Regions from separate parts of the Mus musculus genome. Here region 2 is linked to region 1. The links are chromatin loops, found by intact Hi-C in ENCODE. Cell type or tissue: heart. All regions are shown on one strand.

What was found. Peaks named below come from ENCODE experiments on the same cell type or tissue, not always from the same donor. Only the 100,000 strongest peaks of a DNase experiment are listed, where the experiment ranks them.
Region 2: it touches region 1 in a loop (2.4-fold over the local background); 6 of 42 quality-filtered maps call a loop at or near these places.

Annotation. Positions count from the first base shown.
Region 1 is chr9:63,754,679-63,762,678 of GRCm38, forward strand. Smad3 (SMAD family member 3) reads right to left here and starts at 3,316. Exons shown (of 9, transcript NM_016769.4): 1 at 2,794-3,316. The coding sequence starts at 2,999. In heart, a CTCF peak has its summit at 7,248 (motif pointing left); DNase peaks (open chromatin) are centred at 403, 1,403, 2,083, 3,513 and 2 weaker places; H3K4me3 peaks cover 5,136 bases; H3K27ac peaks cover 5,512 bases.
Region 2 is chr9:63,132,152-63,140,151 of GRCm38, forward strand. It overlaps Skor1 (SKI family transcriptional corepressor 1), which reads right to left. Exons shown (of 9, transcript NM_172446.3): 7 at 7,903-7,977; 8 at 7,347-7,412; 9 at 6,013-6,814. The coding sequence ends at 6,720. Gm25064 (a small nuclear RNA gene) reads left to right here and starts at 1,132; the gene lies at 1,132-1,238. In heart, a CTCF peak has its summit at 3,894; DNase peaks (open chromatin) are centred at 140, 810, 1,365 and 2,000; H3K4me3 peaks cover 4,327 bases; H3K27ac peaks cover 1,095 bases; H3K27me3 peaks cover 6,159 bases.

The DNA.
Region 1 (8,000 bases):
GCTCAAGCAGGTGGGAGTGGGCTGCTGGCATGGAACTTGCCTGAGCTCTGCCCCACCCCTGCCAGATCAGAGATGCCCTGCTCTCCACTCTGTGGCTTAAAATGAAACTCCTACACCTCATCTCTGTGAAGGCAAGCAAGCCTGGGGCACTCCAGCTCTCCCGGTCACTGAATGTGCCTAGAGCCCGGGGGAAAGAAGAAGCCAGCATGTGGCCAATAGCTACCACAGCCAAAAGGTTCCACATCTCAGACGGAGAGTCCTCACAGCCCGGCTCCAGATCTGACAGAATGTACTGAGGCACCCAGTGTCCCGCCCCACTCGAAGCGGGTGACTAAGTCACACACTTTCCTTTGTCTGCTTTCCAAAGCCCTAGTTCTCAAAGGCAGCAATGTGACAAGCAACACACAAGCCCGGGGCTTAGCAGACACAGGGCTAGCACGAGCACATAGGGGCTTAGCAGACACAGGGCTAGCACGAGCACATAGCCAACTAGTCGCCTCCCCAAGACGTGGCCTTTAGCTTTCTGCCCATGGCCAAAACAGCAGCAGCTGTTGCCAAGGGAGACAGGGTGACCCAGAGGCGTGGGCACAAAATCCAGGGATGGAAATCCACCTTTGTCTGGATCCACCCAAGCAACCGGGTCTCTCTAGTTGAGAAAAGATGAAAGAAAACAATCCCAGGACTGGGAGGGTAGCTCAGTAGCAGAGCGTTGGCCCAACATGCAGGAAGCCCTGGGTTCAGTCCGCAGTGCTGCCAAAGAACCGGCAAACACACACCCTGCTTCCAAAGCCCGAGGTCTACGCACAGGCTGAAGGTACCTAGTCCTACTCGGCTGGGAGCAAAAGTGTTAGCCTGAAATCTCAGAAGCACACTAGCTTTGACCTGCCTGTGAGGAAGGCACAGCCTCTCCTCCAAGCTGACCCCAGCCCAAAGATTAACCAAGAGCGTTGCAGACAGAAGAGATCCACCACCCACCCTGGACACGGATGCTTTGGGGACTCGGAGTTCAAAACAGACTGGGAGAAAGGGCATGCCAGATCTAGTCGAATGAATGCTTTCCCTCTCTAAGTTCTGTTGCTTTGCAAGCAAGATCATTTTAGACCTCCGTGCCTTTTCTATGTTCCAGTTCTGTCGTCGACCATATGAAAGTGCCTTGTAAATTGTGAAATACTTTGCACAGCTATTTCATACTTGATAGCACTGGAGGAGGGTTCAAAACAGAAAGCACTTGAGCTGGGTGCACTCGGGCAGATGGGGGTGGGGGGTGGGGGGAGGCTGCTTCTCCAGACCTGACAGAGCTCTGTGAAACTCAACCGCCCGCTTCAGCAAAAGGATAGAGGAGATTGGAAAGCTGGAGAAGAAGCCAAAAACCCAGGTGCCTCTGACTATCACATCACCCCTAACGCCAGCTGGCAAAGGCTCAGCAGCCAAGCGTTCTTCCAGACCACATACTGCCTGCCTGCCCTCTCCTTTACAGGTGGAATCCACCCACTCAGGTTTGGGGGTTGTTAGATTTTTGCTTTTGTTGTGTTTTGTTTCTGTTTTCTTTAAGTGTCATTCCCACCATATGTGGTGTGTGCTTCTAGGGAAGGCCGACCCTGGGTTCCTGTGGACAGATGTTGTTTTGTGTCTTACTATCAGGGCTGGCAGCCCATACACAGCTGCCTTGAGCAGGTGGCCAAGGATGGAAGCTACCCCTGCCTAGACAGGTGATGACCTCTACTATCGTAGGCCTTCTTTCCATCCCTCTGCAGGCAGAACGCCCCCGCCCCCCCCCAAACATCCCCACCTGCCCCTCATCTGGAATCAGTCTTTAAAGGTGTTTGAGAAGAAACAAAACCAGAAGACTAAAGTGCTCTCACCGCATTGCCCAGACGCGGGTATGCTCTAGAAGGCCTTGGGAGTGAAGTCACTGACCCCTTCCATCAGCCATCTGTGAGCTCCCGCCGGACTCCTCTAGCCCGATGGGAAGGATAAAGGAGGTCAGGACAGATGGCAAAGCGCTTTGGGAAAATAGGCTCTACAGGAATGCAGGGCCGATGGGAGGCCAGCCCTGGGGTGTTTTGTTATCTGCCTGGAGCTGCCTGCTCCATTCTAGGCACCCGCATACTCTGGATTAAAAAGATCGCAAATCAGCAGGGGTGGGGTGGAAAGAGGGAAAGCCCCTACTTTCTGCCACTTGTTTCTCCCGCTTCAAAGTCGGTGCTCTGCTCTCCAACTAAGTGCGTGCGTGCATGCGTGCACAGGGGGCGGGAGGCTGGCACAACCAAATCTAAAAATACTCAGTAAAAATGCTAATCCCAAAGCAAAGAAAGAGCGAAGAAGGAATCTGTCAATCAACGGGCTCCCGCTCCTCACCCACAGCTGTACCGACTGCATTCCTGTAGACGAGGAAAAGAAGTGGGGGAACAGAGCTGAAGAAAAGAAAGGGACACACGCCACCACCTCCACGAGCGCGGGGCGGGAGGCGGCGGAGGAGGAGGGGCTCGGCCGGCAGAGCCGAACAAAGCGGGGCCTCCACTTGGAGCCCGAAGCCCCGAGAGTTGGGGGGCCAAGCTCAGAAACACCCCTGCTGCCCGGAAGCAGCTGGCGACCCTTGAGGTCTAGAAGCCAAAATGCTGCACGGAAGCCAGGTCTCTGAGGCTAGGCAAATCCGAAGGTTTTGTTTGGGGTCCCTCCACCCACTCCCCGTCCCCTACAGGCGCGCGCACACACGCGCACACGCCCTCCCTCTCCACCCGGGCCGCGCTAGGGGGCTGGGCCAGTGCGCCCCCAGCCGCTCTGGGACCCCACCTGGGGATGGTAATGCACTTGGTGTTCACGTTCTGCGTGGTGATGGCCTTCTCCAGCTCGTCCAACTGCCCCGTCTTCTTGAGCTTCTTCACCAAGCTCTTGACCGCCTTCTCGCACCACTTCTCCTCCTGCCCGTTCTGCTCGCCCTTCTTCCAACCCAGCAGGCGCTTCACGATCGGGGGGGTGAAGGGCAGGATGGACGACATGGCTGGCACCGAAGGGTCACCGGCGCCCCCGGCGGGGCTGGGCGCACTGGGGACGCCGGGGGCGCTCAGAGGCAGCTCGGCCCGCGCCTCGCCCGAACTTCGCTTTTAACTCTGGAGAACTTGCCCGGGCGTCCGGGCCAGGACTGCGGCGCTGCAGCTGCGGGGATCGGGAGCACGGCGGCGCCCGAGCTGCTCCACGCGGACCGACGGACTGACGGGCAGGCCCCGGACGCGCGGGGCGGAGGCGGCGGCCGCGAGACTCCAAGTGGCAGTAGAAAGTTTGGGTTTCCGCACGGGGTAGCTGTTTGGGTGCCGCCTCCGGGAAGGAAAGTCCAACCCCCAGCCAAACTTTGCTGGCCTGGATGGCTTTGGTGCGCAGATCCCTCCGCCTCTGCAGCGCTGCTCCTCCTCCTCCTCCTCCTCTGCGATCGCCGCCTTGCAGGGCCAGCCAGGGCCGAGCAGCCGCGCTACCCGCTCCTCTCCCGCCCGCTCCCAAGTCTACGTTTCACGCAGCTCCGCGTGCAGCCTCCTTCCCAGCGCAGTCGCCGCCCCCTCGCTGCCGGGGCTCCCCGCTCCTCCCCCGCGCCCTGCTCCGGGGAGGACCCGCGGCCTTCCCCGCCCAGCGCCGCCAAGCGCGCCCACGTGGGCCACCGGGTAGGGCGGCCGCCAGCTCTGCCAAGTGCCGAGGGACCGGACTCCTGGGGACTCGCCGCCCCACAGACTCTCAGATACCGTTGCAGGAACTAGAGAGGATTAGACTCACAGGGAACAGGCACTGTCCGTCAAGGGCTGGCTGCACTCCGGAGAGGACTCGGGCGCGGTGAGGGGTTCAGAAAAGCTCCGGGCCCAGGAAGTTGGGGCACGCTGATCTCGCTCAGTGGCCAGAGCTGCTTTAGGTGGTTTTTTGTTTTGTTTTTGTTTTCCTGCTGGGTGAGATCAGAACGGCCGACTGCCTGAGACTGCGGAGGAGGGAGTTGGAAAAGGGGAGAGGGAGACTTAAAAGGAGTTAAGAGACCTCAGTGACAACTTGAACAATAGCTGGAGCCAGGGGTCCCTTGGGCCCAGTGAACCAAGCTTTTTGCAGAAAACGGGCCTCAAAGACATCTGTTGCGTTCCTGAAGGAATGAATGGGGGTGCTTTAGGATTTTTCTTTGGAGGAGGGGAGAGAATTAACATTTCAGGGTGTTACTGAAGTTCCGAAATTCGACACCAAACAAGTAAGAGAGCTTTTGTTTACAAAGCAATGAACTCGCACACACAAAGAGCAAGCCGGAGAGGACTCGAGAAGTTTATTCAAAGTTAGCCTAGGTGGGAAGCCAAGAGAACCTGACTTTGAGTAGCCCTAGGGGCTTTACTGCAGACTAGACGAATTCAGGGCTGGTTGCCCACGGTCCCTCCACGGATTTGGGGCGTTACATTAGACCCTCTGCTCCTTTATCCTGTTTCAGCCTCCCTATCAGGCTAGCCCAGATGCTTAGAGTGTGCTTGGTTTTGCGCACGCGCGAACACACACACACCTATTTCTCTCCCGTGGTGAGAAACAAGTTATTTGCAAACCAAGATCCGGTGCGCTTTACGAAGCCCTATGAAGTGTGGCTCGTCCCACAGAGTCAGCCCTGAAGCTTCAGGGGCCCCCTGCTCTGTCCTCGAGGCTGCCCCACCACCAACCGCCAGCGGCAGCTTGTCAGGGGTTGTGGTTTCCCTCCTTCCACCTCCCTGGTAAGTCCTGAAAGGAAGACCCCTGAGGCTCAGTAGACCTCAGCAAGCCGGTTCCTGCAAACCAGTTAGATGGTGGCTGCAGCCTCCCTTCCACTTGCTGCTAGAGACTATAAGGAAGGAGGTCCTTTTTGTTTTGTTTCAAGACAGGGTTTCTCTGTGTAGCTCTGACTGTCCTAAAACTCGCTCTATAGACCAGAGCAAAGCTGGCCTCGAACAGAGATCTGCCTGCCTGTGCCTTACTTGGCATTAAAGGTGGGCAGTCTTCACTGCTGTGTTCAAACAGATACCAATCACTGCCGTTAAAAGCCTGAGAGGCACAGCACCAAGGGTCAGAGCCAGGATTTAAACCCAGGTTTTTGTTTGGTTTTGGTTCTTGCTACTGGCCCTAGAACTGTAAAGCTAGGACACAATGTGCAAAACAAGAGCTTTTCTCACAGGTGCACCATTATCTCCAGGAATGGTCTCAGGCCCTTTCCTCGCCACCTCCTAGGCTGCTGGGACTTTGCAGAAGTCCTAAGCAAGACAAAAAGTGGAGGCCAGTGTTGATTCATGAAGAAGGGTAGCCAGGAGAGCTGGTTCAAATCCTGCTTCTCTCTCTCCAGCGCTTCCTGTCACAAATATGCTACTTGTTGAGAAATTCACAATGAACGAGGAAGGTCCTTAACCACTAGGAGCTCCCAGCCAGAGAAGCACCAAGGGATAGGGATGAAGGTTTGCTTAGGAGGGCAGAGGACAGAAAGCGGCCTATGTAATCATCTTCCAGTAAGAAGTTAATCTTAGCCGAGCAGTGGTGGCACATGCCTTTAATCCCAGCACTTGGGGGGCAGAGGCAGGTGGATTCCTGAGTTCAAGGCCAGCCTTGTGTCTTAAAAAAAAAAAAATTAAATAAATAAATAAAACCGCTGGCATACAAAAACAAACAGGTGTCATTTCTAACCTCCATCTTTTTCCTGAGTCTGAGAATGTTTTGGGGGCACAAAACCAGTTTCCCATGGGGGAGGAATAGACCCCTCTACCTTGGTCAGTGAGTAGGTGTGTGGTTCAGGATTGGTTAGAACTTCAGCTGGCACCTGATTGCCTAGGACCCAGCCAGACCTGCCCTGCAGCCTTTGCCCTTGTCCTTGGGAGGGAAACATTAGTCCAGTTAATTTTTCATCCTGGTGGGTGCAAAGTTCAGGAGAGGCATGATCGTGGGTGGAGACAGCCATGTCTCCCTAGGAATAGAGAACACAGTCAGGTCAGAGCCTAAGACACCCACATGCTAAAGTGTGTATGATGGGGTTCTTGGGGGGGAGGGGGGATCGTGCAAAGAAAGGGACAGGAACACCTGGCCACAGTGAAGATAGGTAATCAACAGGTGGTGAATCGAGAAAGCGTGGAGAGGGTTTTCCCTACATCTCACGCAGAAGGGTGACGCCTGGTGAAAGCAGGTGGGCAAGCAGGGCTGGGATCATCGGCAGAGGCCCTCCTGCAGGAGACAGTCTGTCTGCAGGTTTTGTCTAGCAGGTTTTTGTAGGCCATACCCAAAGAAACCTGGGTTCAACATGGAGTGCCATGTCCAGCCGAGAACCAACTTCTAGAAGTTGCCCTCTGACCTCCACGGGCAGGCTGTGGCACACATCTGCCTCCCGTAAATGAAAGTCCATGCACAAATAAGTAAATGTAGTTTTCATTTTATATAAAGCCACTGTTCCAAGTAAAAATCAATAAATTACTAATACGATGCTATGTATGTAAAAGATAAAGATAACACACAGCAAAATACTGCACACCTGTTGGGCTGTTTGGTCTTGTATGCCAGTTAGACTAGGAAGGGATTGGGCCACGTGTACACTGCCACCAAGAGTGTAAAACAGTGTTGGCTTGGGGAGAACAGCATAATAATATAATAATTACCCAAAACAATAAAACATAGAATTATCATGGGGCCCAACAATTCTGCTCCTGGCCATACACACATACACTCAATGAAAGCAGGAGTCCAAAGATAGTATTTGCACACCAATATTCATAGCAACATTATTTCACAATACCCAAAGCTGGAAACCCCACCAATGACCCTGAGAGACAGAGTGAGGACTGTCTGCACAGTGGAATATTATTCAGCTTTTAAAAGAATGATTTTTTGCTGTGACGCAGATAAGCCTGGCAAACTCTATGCCAAGTGCAATAAGCTAATCACAAAATGACTAACACCGTGTGATTCACGTTTGTAGAGACAGAAAGCAGGTGGTGCTTGCCGGGAGCGGAGGGAAAGGAACAGGAAGTGCTGTGAGTTACTTACTGGGCATGGAGCTTTGGAACAGGAAGATTTCTGAAGGTGGACTATGGCGAGGGTTCTTCAGCAGCATAAGCGTAGGCAATGCCCGGAACTGTACACTTAAAATGGGTAAAGGGGGCTGGCAAGATGGCTCAACAGCTAAGAGCACAGGCTGCTCTTACAGGGGACCCTACTCCTGTTTCTAGCACCCATATAGCAGCTCACAACTGTTAACTCCAGCCTCAGGAGATGCAGTGCCCTCTTCTGGCCTCTGTAGGCACTGCATATATGTAGTGCACTTAGAGGCAGGGCAAAACACTCATAAAAATAAAACACTTAAAATAGATATGTCTAAAAAACATACTGGACACAGTAGAATAGATAGATGCTGGAGGGCAATTAAATGGAAAGGAAAATTAAAGCTGAACAGAAAGAATAATTTCCGGGATCTGTACTGATCATTGTCTTGTGTTAGGAAGACTGTGGTTAGCCAAATTCTTTGGACAGTCTTGGCAAGGTTAAGGTGTTATGTTCTGCATATAGCATCAGTAAAAATGCTAATTTTTTATGGCTTGCTCAAAAGACAGTGCCTATGCCTTTCAGCCCCACCTAGTTCTGGGATCAAGATCTCTCATATAAGGTGAACACAATGAAAATGATATTAAATGCTTGTCTAAATGCCTCCCCAAGGATGTTTGCATGGGGGGTGGGGGTCCCATGGCATCTTTGTAAGCACAGCCAGGGACCAGGTCTGCTCTGTATGAGCCTTTCAGATTTCAAGGATGAGGTCATATTTAAGGTTCCCATAGTTATGGACTGGGGATGTAGCTCAGATGGTAGAGCGCTTGTTTAACATGCATCAAGCCCTGGGTTCCACACCCCAAAAAAGTGTGCATGGTCACTCATGCCTATAATGCCAACATTAGGGCTGTTGAAGGCAAGAGGAACAGACAATCTTTGGCTACCACAGGGAATGTTCCAGGGCAACCTGGGCTACATGAGACCCTGTCTCCAAAAAGCAT
Region 2 (8,000 bases), 620 kb before region 1:
TCCTGCCGTCTAACCGCGTGCAGGCCGAGCACTGCGCCCAGGCCCCTGGTGCCTCGCTCGTGGCCTCCCTTGTGGTATCCGACTCTGGTGACTGGAACTGACTTGCGTGGCTTTTGCCTGGGAATCTCTGTCCCTGTCCTCTCAGGGCTGCCTGTGTATCAAGTCACTATTCAAAGATCGCTCAGTGACCCCCTCCTGTACAGTCATTTCGCGGTGTAAGTGTGTGCTTGTGCGTGTCCCTCGCTGACACCGGAGCTCCCTGCTCACTGTCTCTTAAAGAGTCGGGGGCGACAGTCGGCGCTCTGGGTTTGTCAGAGCAAAGAAGGACAAGAGGCAAAGTAGTCTGAGTTTGGGGGTAAAGTCTAACCCGCAAAGGTTAGACTCTTTCTTCGGAGTCCTACTGCGCAGGAGAAGAGACCGGCCTCTGAACCAGGTTTGCACCCAAATCTCACTTTCTTTTCAGGGCGCGCAGGCCCACTTGGCTTAACCTGCCAGAGCCTCAGTTTCCTAACCTGCGAGGTGCGGGGACTTTAAAGTGCCTGGCCCTTAGTAAACGCAGTAGCAGCGAGAGTGGCCTCTCCCCACTCCCCCGCAACCACTGCCAGCAACGGTAGGGCGCTGTTTCCAACAAGTCGGGGAAACTAAGGCCAAGATTGCCCTCACACCCCATACACCTAGAGCAGGCCGCTTCGGCGACCGATTCGTGGGTGGAGAGCCTCAGAAGCCGGGCTGGCTAGATGAGCCGCTTGCAACCTACGCCCTATGCTCGTCGCCTGGTCCCTAGGATACAGCGGGGCCCTGCGCGGCTGGGCGCGATCCCGGTGCGGTCGGGCGCGTGCACAGCGCGCATCACGTGGCGGACTGTGACTTCAGGGCTGCGCACAGCTCAGTCCCGAACAAGTCTGTTTCCCATCGTCCCCTCATTTGCATATACAATGTAAAAAGAGTTTTCGAATATAAATGAACTTACTCTGAGTCTAAATAAAAAAATTTCGAACATATAACATAAAACCTAGAAGGTACTACTTTGGGGAGTCATTGATTTTGAAAACAATATAGAAACTTCTCACCATAATCTAAAAGGAACTTAAAATTTTGTCCTTATATACTTCCTGAGAAAATGGGCTGTTCGTGCTCGCTTCGGCAGCACATATACTAAAATTGGAACGATACAGAGAAGATTAGCATGGCCCCTGCGCAAGGATGACACGCAAATTCGTGAAGCGTTCCATATTTTTCCTACTTAATTTTTTTTTCCCTCATGAAGTCCAAAACAGCCCCAACGGTTTTACCTTTTGCTTGACTAAATCGAACCATTGTACTCAAGGAAGGAATGTGAGGCGTGACATAAGCAGACCCATCACTTTGCAATGCGCCTTATCCATGGGCTTCAGTTGCAGTTTGTGACTTATTTTAATTTTTGAGATAGGTCTCACAGGTTCCACCATGACCCCGAGTTTGCTATACAGTCTAGGATAACCTCAAACTTAAGCTCTTCCTGCCTCCACGTCCCCATTGCTGGGATTACAGGCGTGCACTACCACACCTGGCTCCAGCTCATCTCTCCCCTCCTCAATAACCTATTTCTTCACCTTAGCCCTAAGGAATGGTTTTGCTAAAGCCGTAGAGTCACCTGGGCGAGACTAGCAAGCCTTTAAAACTAGGTCTGATACCTTTGAAGAGACACTGGCTATGGAAGCAAAATTTCCTGGTTGCACAATATTTACTAGTTATTGCCAAATAACTAGTGCATAAATAATGCTTAAATCTTAACCATCAAGATGAAGAAGAAACGACCACCCTCCTTAAGTTCAAATTTCCTGTGCTGATTTACTCAGTGCTTTCTGACATACCAATTTCTTCCTCAAAGAAAAATGGGGTATGTGCTTCCCTGGTTCCTGAGCCCGCGCGTGGGCTCTGCAGCCCCTGGGACGCCTGCGGTTCCCGGGCTCGCCCCAGTGACACCTGTGATCAGCCCTGAAGACCAGGGTGGACTAGGTGAACCCCACATGCCGCCGCTGGCTGTAGAGCAGCGTACCACTCTGTATATATTTCTGTTTTAGTCTGTGGAGGTGACATGACCCCTTCCTGATTACAGTGGCTGAATCAAGATCTGTGGGACTCCTTGCGCCTCGGCTTTCCGCCTTCCTTTAAAGCATAGACTGGCCTAGAATCGTATCAACAGTTCTGTTTCAATCAGATGTCCCATTTGGATAAACAGTTTTAAATTATCTCCCAGAGTGCTGTCAATCAAAGTCACTACGGATACTAGTGTGGTGCTTCATCCTCCGACAGGAAGGACTGGCAGGATCGCTTATGTTGGAATGGAGTGGTATAGGAACTCAGTAGAAACCCCCTGAATCTTAAGGACAGGACCTGGCATTCTGTTGGGGTATGCAATCCTTAGGGCTAGGAAAAAAAAAAAAATCTAAAGCCCTGATTGTCTTTTCTGGCTCTACTCTAACTTGCTCAAATACTTGGGCCAATCTCTTGCCCCTTTGGCCACCTGTAGCCATCCAACGTTGGCACCTTATGATGTCTTTCCAACGTGGGTTTTTATGGCTGCTTTCAAGTGTCTTCAGAAAGCTCAGAAGGCCAGGCTGGAGAGAGCACTGCTCTGTCCCCTTTCGTGGGCGCTAGAGGAGGGGAGGTCCACAGACTGGATAATGCCCTATGGGGGTGTGTCCTTTCCTATCACACACAGATGTGCTAGCTCTTCTTCACCCAGACTGTCTTCCAGGGTTTACCTGCATTAGCTCATCCCTGCATGAAGTCATGTTTTAAGCAGAAACAGAGTTCCAACTCTTGTTGTGGGTTCCCTACCACACAAGGAGAGGCAGAGAACTTGGTTACAGAGTTTATACTCTTAGCACATCACCGAACACCACCGGGGCCTCTGGATGGGGAGGACCAGGTGAGGCTGTTTAGAATGATGGAAAGCATGGAGGGGTCGTGAAGGGCAGTTTTGCTTCTACTGGCGATCCGGATTCTAGGTGAGAGTTGCATATCTGCAAAGGCTTACGGTTGTACGGTGTGGCAGGGTAGTTGGGAATGTGTGAACCATGGGCTTGCAAAATGTGGAGGTAGTGTTCTTGAGACACAGTTGGGACAGGAGGAAGGGTTTTCTTTCCTAAGTTGATGATAAATTACTCGACACCCTGCCCCAACACTAATTCTATTGATGAAGGATCTTCTTTGAGAGCAGCGAGCTCTCGAGCTTAATTAACCTTATGTAAATGAGCGTAATTGCATCTCAGTGGCTGTTGTCCGGAAGCACCTGGGGATCCCTTCCCTCAGACGTTTCCAGCACCTAGATGAACTATCCTTTCACGTGGATATTCCACGTGGGCACCGTGTACCGTTGGAGGAAAAATAAGATATGACCTTAGTTGTGGAGGTACTTGTGGTCCCCTGGGAGGCCGACTCATACAGCCAAAGATAACAAGAAAGTAAGTGTCCTCCTAGACTCAGGAACCTGAAGCCCTGTAGAACTCAGAAGTTAGCTGTGCCAGGGACGTGAGGAACCCATTGGCAGAGGAGACAGAGGTGAGAAGCAATTTACTGGTGTCTCAAGGGCATAAAACATCTCTCTACTTAGTCTCTTAGGAAAGGTTTGTCGCAGTGGTGGAGAGCGACAATCTGTCCCACGCAGCTCCCAAAAGGGATGGAGTTCCTCTAGAGAAAGGACGTGGACGGGCATGTTTACATAGCTCCCCAGCTCCGGACCTGTATTCCAGAGGCAGAGTCTTGTAGGGAACGCAGGGAAACAGAGTTGCCAAAGCAAACACCCGGAGAAATCCGGTGTCCACAATCCCCCTTAATCCCGCAAGCACACTTTTCTCTGCTAGAGCGAAGGTGTCTGAGCCGCTTGCGATGGCTGTAATGCCTAAAGTTCGTCGCAAGGTGGCAACATTGTGGCGAGAAATAGACATTAAAAATCCTGGGTTTTTTTTTAAAGCATATTTTCTCTATTAATGTTTCATTTAACTTAATTAGAATCTGGTAAGCTAATTAAAGTAGCTACGAGCCCCGCAATCAGCAATAATTCGTATAATTATTGATAATTACATCCATACCAATCGTTTGGTTATTAACATTTTGGGGGGGAACAAGCCATTTCTAAGTGATGCAGAGCCCAGGAGGGTTTCTGTGTTTTGTAGTTTGTTTTATTTTTTTGCGCGATGGAACTTTCTAGGTCGAATCCACCAACACCTCCAACCCTGAGAGGCTCCCTACCATCTGAGGCTCTCCTTCTGGCTAGCCCAAGGTCCCTGTATACTTTTTTCCACTTTGGGGGAGTTTGGAGGGAAAACGCGAGAATTCAATATTCTCCAGACTCCTTAGTTGGTGTGTAGCCACGGACCTTCGGGCTTAGGTGGCAACTGTCCTGCCCATTTTACAGAAAAGGGTTGTGCATTTAGATGCATTGAGACCACAGAATACTCGAATGCAATCTGCAAGTGTCCTCTCCTGCAGGGGTGCCCTGGGAACACAAGTCACTTCCTAAGTGGGTCTCACTTTCGCGGTGGGTGCAGCCCAGAAGTGAGCAGAGTAACCATGCCCTTTTTACCTCACCCCTACATAAATGATTCCAAGGCCTTGGGGATCCCAGAAAGAGAATAGCAAGAGGGAGCCCTACAGTTTGCCTGGTTGACCCCACCACCCTTACTTCCACACCAGTCTTGTTCTCTCAGTATCCGAGGCTTGAAGGGTCTCAGCCACAGCCCAGGGACTGAGTAGTCTTGGGTTTCACCCGTGCAAGGGGCTCAGCATCTGCTTCTCTTCGCCATCACCCAGACTGTGTCCCAGCTTGCCTGCATCACAAAAGGCCTCCAGTGAAACTCCCCGCCTGAAACTCCAGAGAACTGCAGGACCCGACTTCGACTTCGCTTCCAAGGTCCCCTAGAGAGTGCTTGGGGAGAGCCTGCGGTGCTAGGCTGAGAGCCTGTTCTTGGAGGCGATGGTCCAGGCAGCGGCCTGCAGATGGGCTTTCTTCTTGGAGTGTTTCCCTGAGCCTCAGGGCAGAGACAGTCGAACGACATTTAATGGAGATTGGGAAGTGAGGACCTGGAAAAAATAAAGGGCACATCGCAGGACCTTTGCTAGCCAGAGGAGGACATGAAAGCCAGTCTGGGCTGAAAAATTCGTAAGAGAAAGAGCTTTTTCAGTTCCGTCCTCCACACTACTCAGGAAAGAATGGGTTTCCTGCAGTTTCCTTGCAGAAACTGAGGCTGGTGGCCTCTAGGTGAGGATTTGCATTTCCGGGCCACAGCCCGGGGAGAGTCCTGGCCCTTGCATCTGCAGCCAGCAGACCTCACATTCCTCATGGGGTTTGGTTTCTCCAGCTCCAAAAATGCCCTGGGACTAGGAGGGGGAGATTATTATAATGAGGACAGAGCTTCCTCCTTCGGGGTAGAGACAGGCTTCTTGAGGATGCACCACAGGGCATCTGTCTGGGCGGGACGGCAAACTCTCAGCATCTTTTCTAGATCAGTTTCGCCAAGCTCCTTTCTAGCCCTTCACTCCTCACTTCTACCAGGCCAGTGTTCCTGGTCTATGATGCCCGCTTCAGCAAGCAGAGCAATTATGATCGAATTCTGGATTCCTAACAGCTTGGAGAGGCTTCTCTTGCTGAGTGCACCCCAAATCCCTGCAGGTGACTTCACACATAGGAAATGTAAGGGGTAAAAATTAACTTTCCGGCTGTACAAGCAAATCGCAGGAAGGAAGGGACCACTGTCCAGGGGACAAGGCAGTAATCCCCCTCCCCGGGTAAAGCCGGGGGGGGGGGGGAGATGCAGCCCTGATGCGGGGGAGGAGATTGAGTGAGTTTTAGGTGGATCTGTAGAGTGGTCCTGGAGCGCTATGAGGTCTCCTGAGAGAGCACCACCGCTCTAACCTTGACCACTGGTCCTCACTTGCATCCGGAAGCCCCATCTTTGAGTGGCAGCGTCTTCCACCTTCCCACCCTCTTCCTCCTCCACCTACTGGATGCACTCTCAACTCCGCAGCCCCAAGGAGTAACAGATTTTTTTTTCTTTTTATTAAAAACAAAAGTCACGGATACAGGTCTCCCCAAATAGGCTCAAGATGGTCGCCATCTCGTGAGTCAGTTGTCGCCCTTTTAAAGTGCTGTTACATTACACAACAACAACAACATCAACAACAACAAAATCACAAAGCAAATCCAAAGAGGAATGAATGTAAAACGAGGACTGGAAAGGGTCCCAGGGGAAGTAAAATAACTTACAGTATAAATAAAGTGAACCTAATACTGAACCAAGAGACTCACAGTCCAGTTTGTCTCCATTGCACATAGCCACGTTGTCGTTAGGAACAAGAGTTTCAGAAGTGGACAGGACGGGGAGTGCACGGCCATAGCCAGCGAAGATGCTACGTTATATTCACATTCGGGGTCCCAGGCCCTACTCGGGCCCGAGTGGGAGGGGTCGTAGAAGAGGTCTCCCCTCTTCCCTTTCTTTCCCCGGTGGGTCCAGTTTACCCCTTGAGGTCTGATGCCCTGGAGTTCAAAGGAGGGGCGAGGCAGTATTTACAATGGGAAACCCAACGGAGCCCGGCTGGGGACCGGCGGGCGGGCGGCTGTATTTACAACGGTCAGGTCCTAATGGCTTGTTCCTCGCTCTGGGCCGCCACTGCAGCGGGTATTTACAGAAAGGAGCAGCATGGCTTGAGGGCGCGTGGGCGCGGCCAAGCCGGCGCTAGGGCAGCAGCGGAGGCTTGAAGGAGCAGTTGCCGGTGCAGTGCCGGGGTGTCAGCATCTTGCAGGAGAAGTGGTGCAGGGCGTCGTGAGCTTCTGGAGAGAGAGTCACACCAACCTCGTTGGCCGCCTCGCCTGCCTCCCTGCCCCCCACCCAGCTCCACCAGTCTCCCCTCCCCCTCGCTGGACCCATCCAGCCCTTGGGCACAGGAATTCTCAATGGAGCAGAAGGGAGGTAGAGGGGCAAGAGTGAGGCTCTGGCCAGTCAGAACTATTTCTTAGGTCCATTAGCCCCATTTTACAGACGGGGAAACCGAGGCACAAAGAGGTCTAATTGTCCCAGTCTAGGGTTAGGCCAGAAAGCAAATTTTCGGATGCTCAGAGCTCAATGGGCTTTTTCGTCCTACATCAAAGTTATAAAATTTCACCCCAGTTCCCTTCTGATCCACGTGGACCCAGGCCGCCTTTCTTTCAAACATCTCCATAACTACACCCACCTACACACCCACCCACCATTCACCATCCATTCACCCACCCACCCAATAGTACAACCAGCCTTGACTCTCTCTCAGTCTGTCTGTCTGTCTGTCTGTCTGTCTGTCTCTTATCTTTGTTTCTGGGTTCACACCTTTTAATTTCTGCTGGATGGCATAGCGGGCCTTCCTCTCCTGGTCCAGTTCGTTACACAAGGTATCTGGAAGACATGGAAGTTCTGTGAGACCACCCTCTAGGCAGATGGCTGAGGTCACAGCCTGGGCACAACCTCTCCCCTACAGAAACCACCCCAGAAACTAAGGAGGGGACACCTACACTTCAAACTGCAGGCTGGGAAGCTGGGGGAGGAAATGGCCTGGGATGGCGCTTAAAGGCAGACGGATCTAACCAAAATTAAAGCAAACTTAGGCATTACTTCCCAGGTAATTTTACGCCTCGATTTTTAATTTAGAAACCGTGGAAATTGCAGCGCTAAGAAGTTCAATCACTCCACGTAATGATGCCTGCAAGCCGTTTGCTGGGCTCGCTTGCCATTCTGAGGCTAATCAGACTATACAAAGGATATTAAATAAAAAAAATAATTGTTAAATTACCTTCAATTTAAATCCAAATGACTGAGCCAACATTGCGGCTCCTGCCAGACAGAGGCAGTTACGGCCGTGCGCGCGCTCACCTGACTCGCGTCTTACCTCTGACAATTTGCAGCTGTTGCACCATTTCTTCCCGATAAGCCAATTCCCTCTTCATTTGATCCTGAAAATTATCTGTGCAAATTGATTAAGTGAGA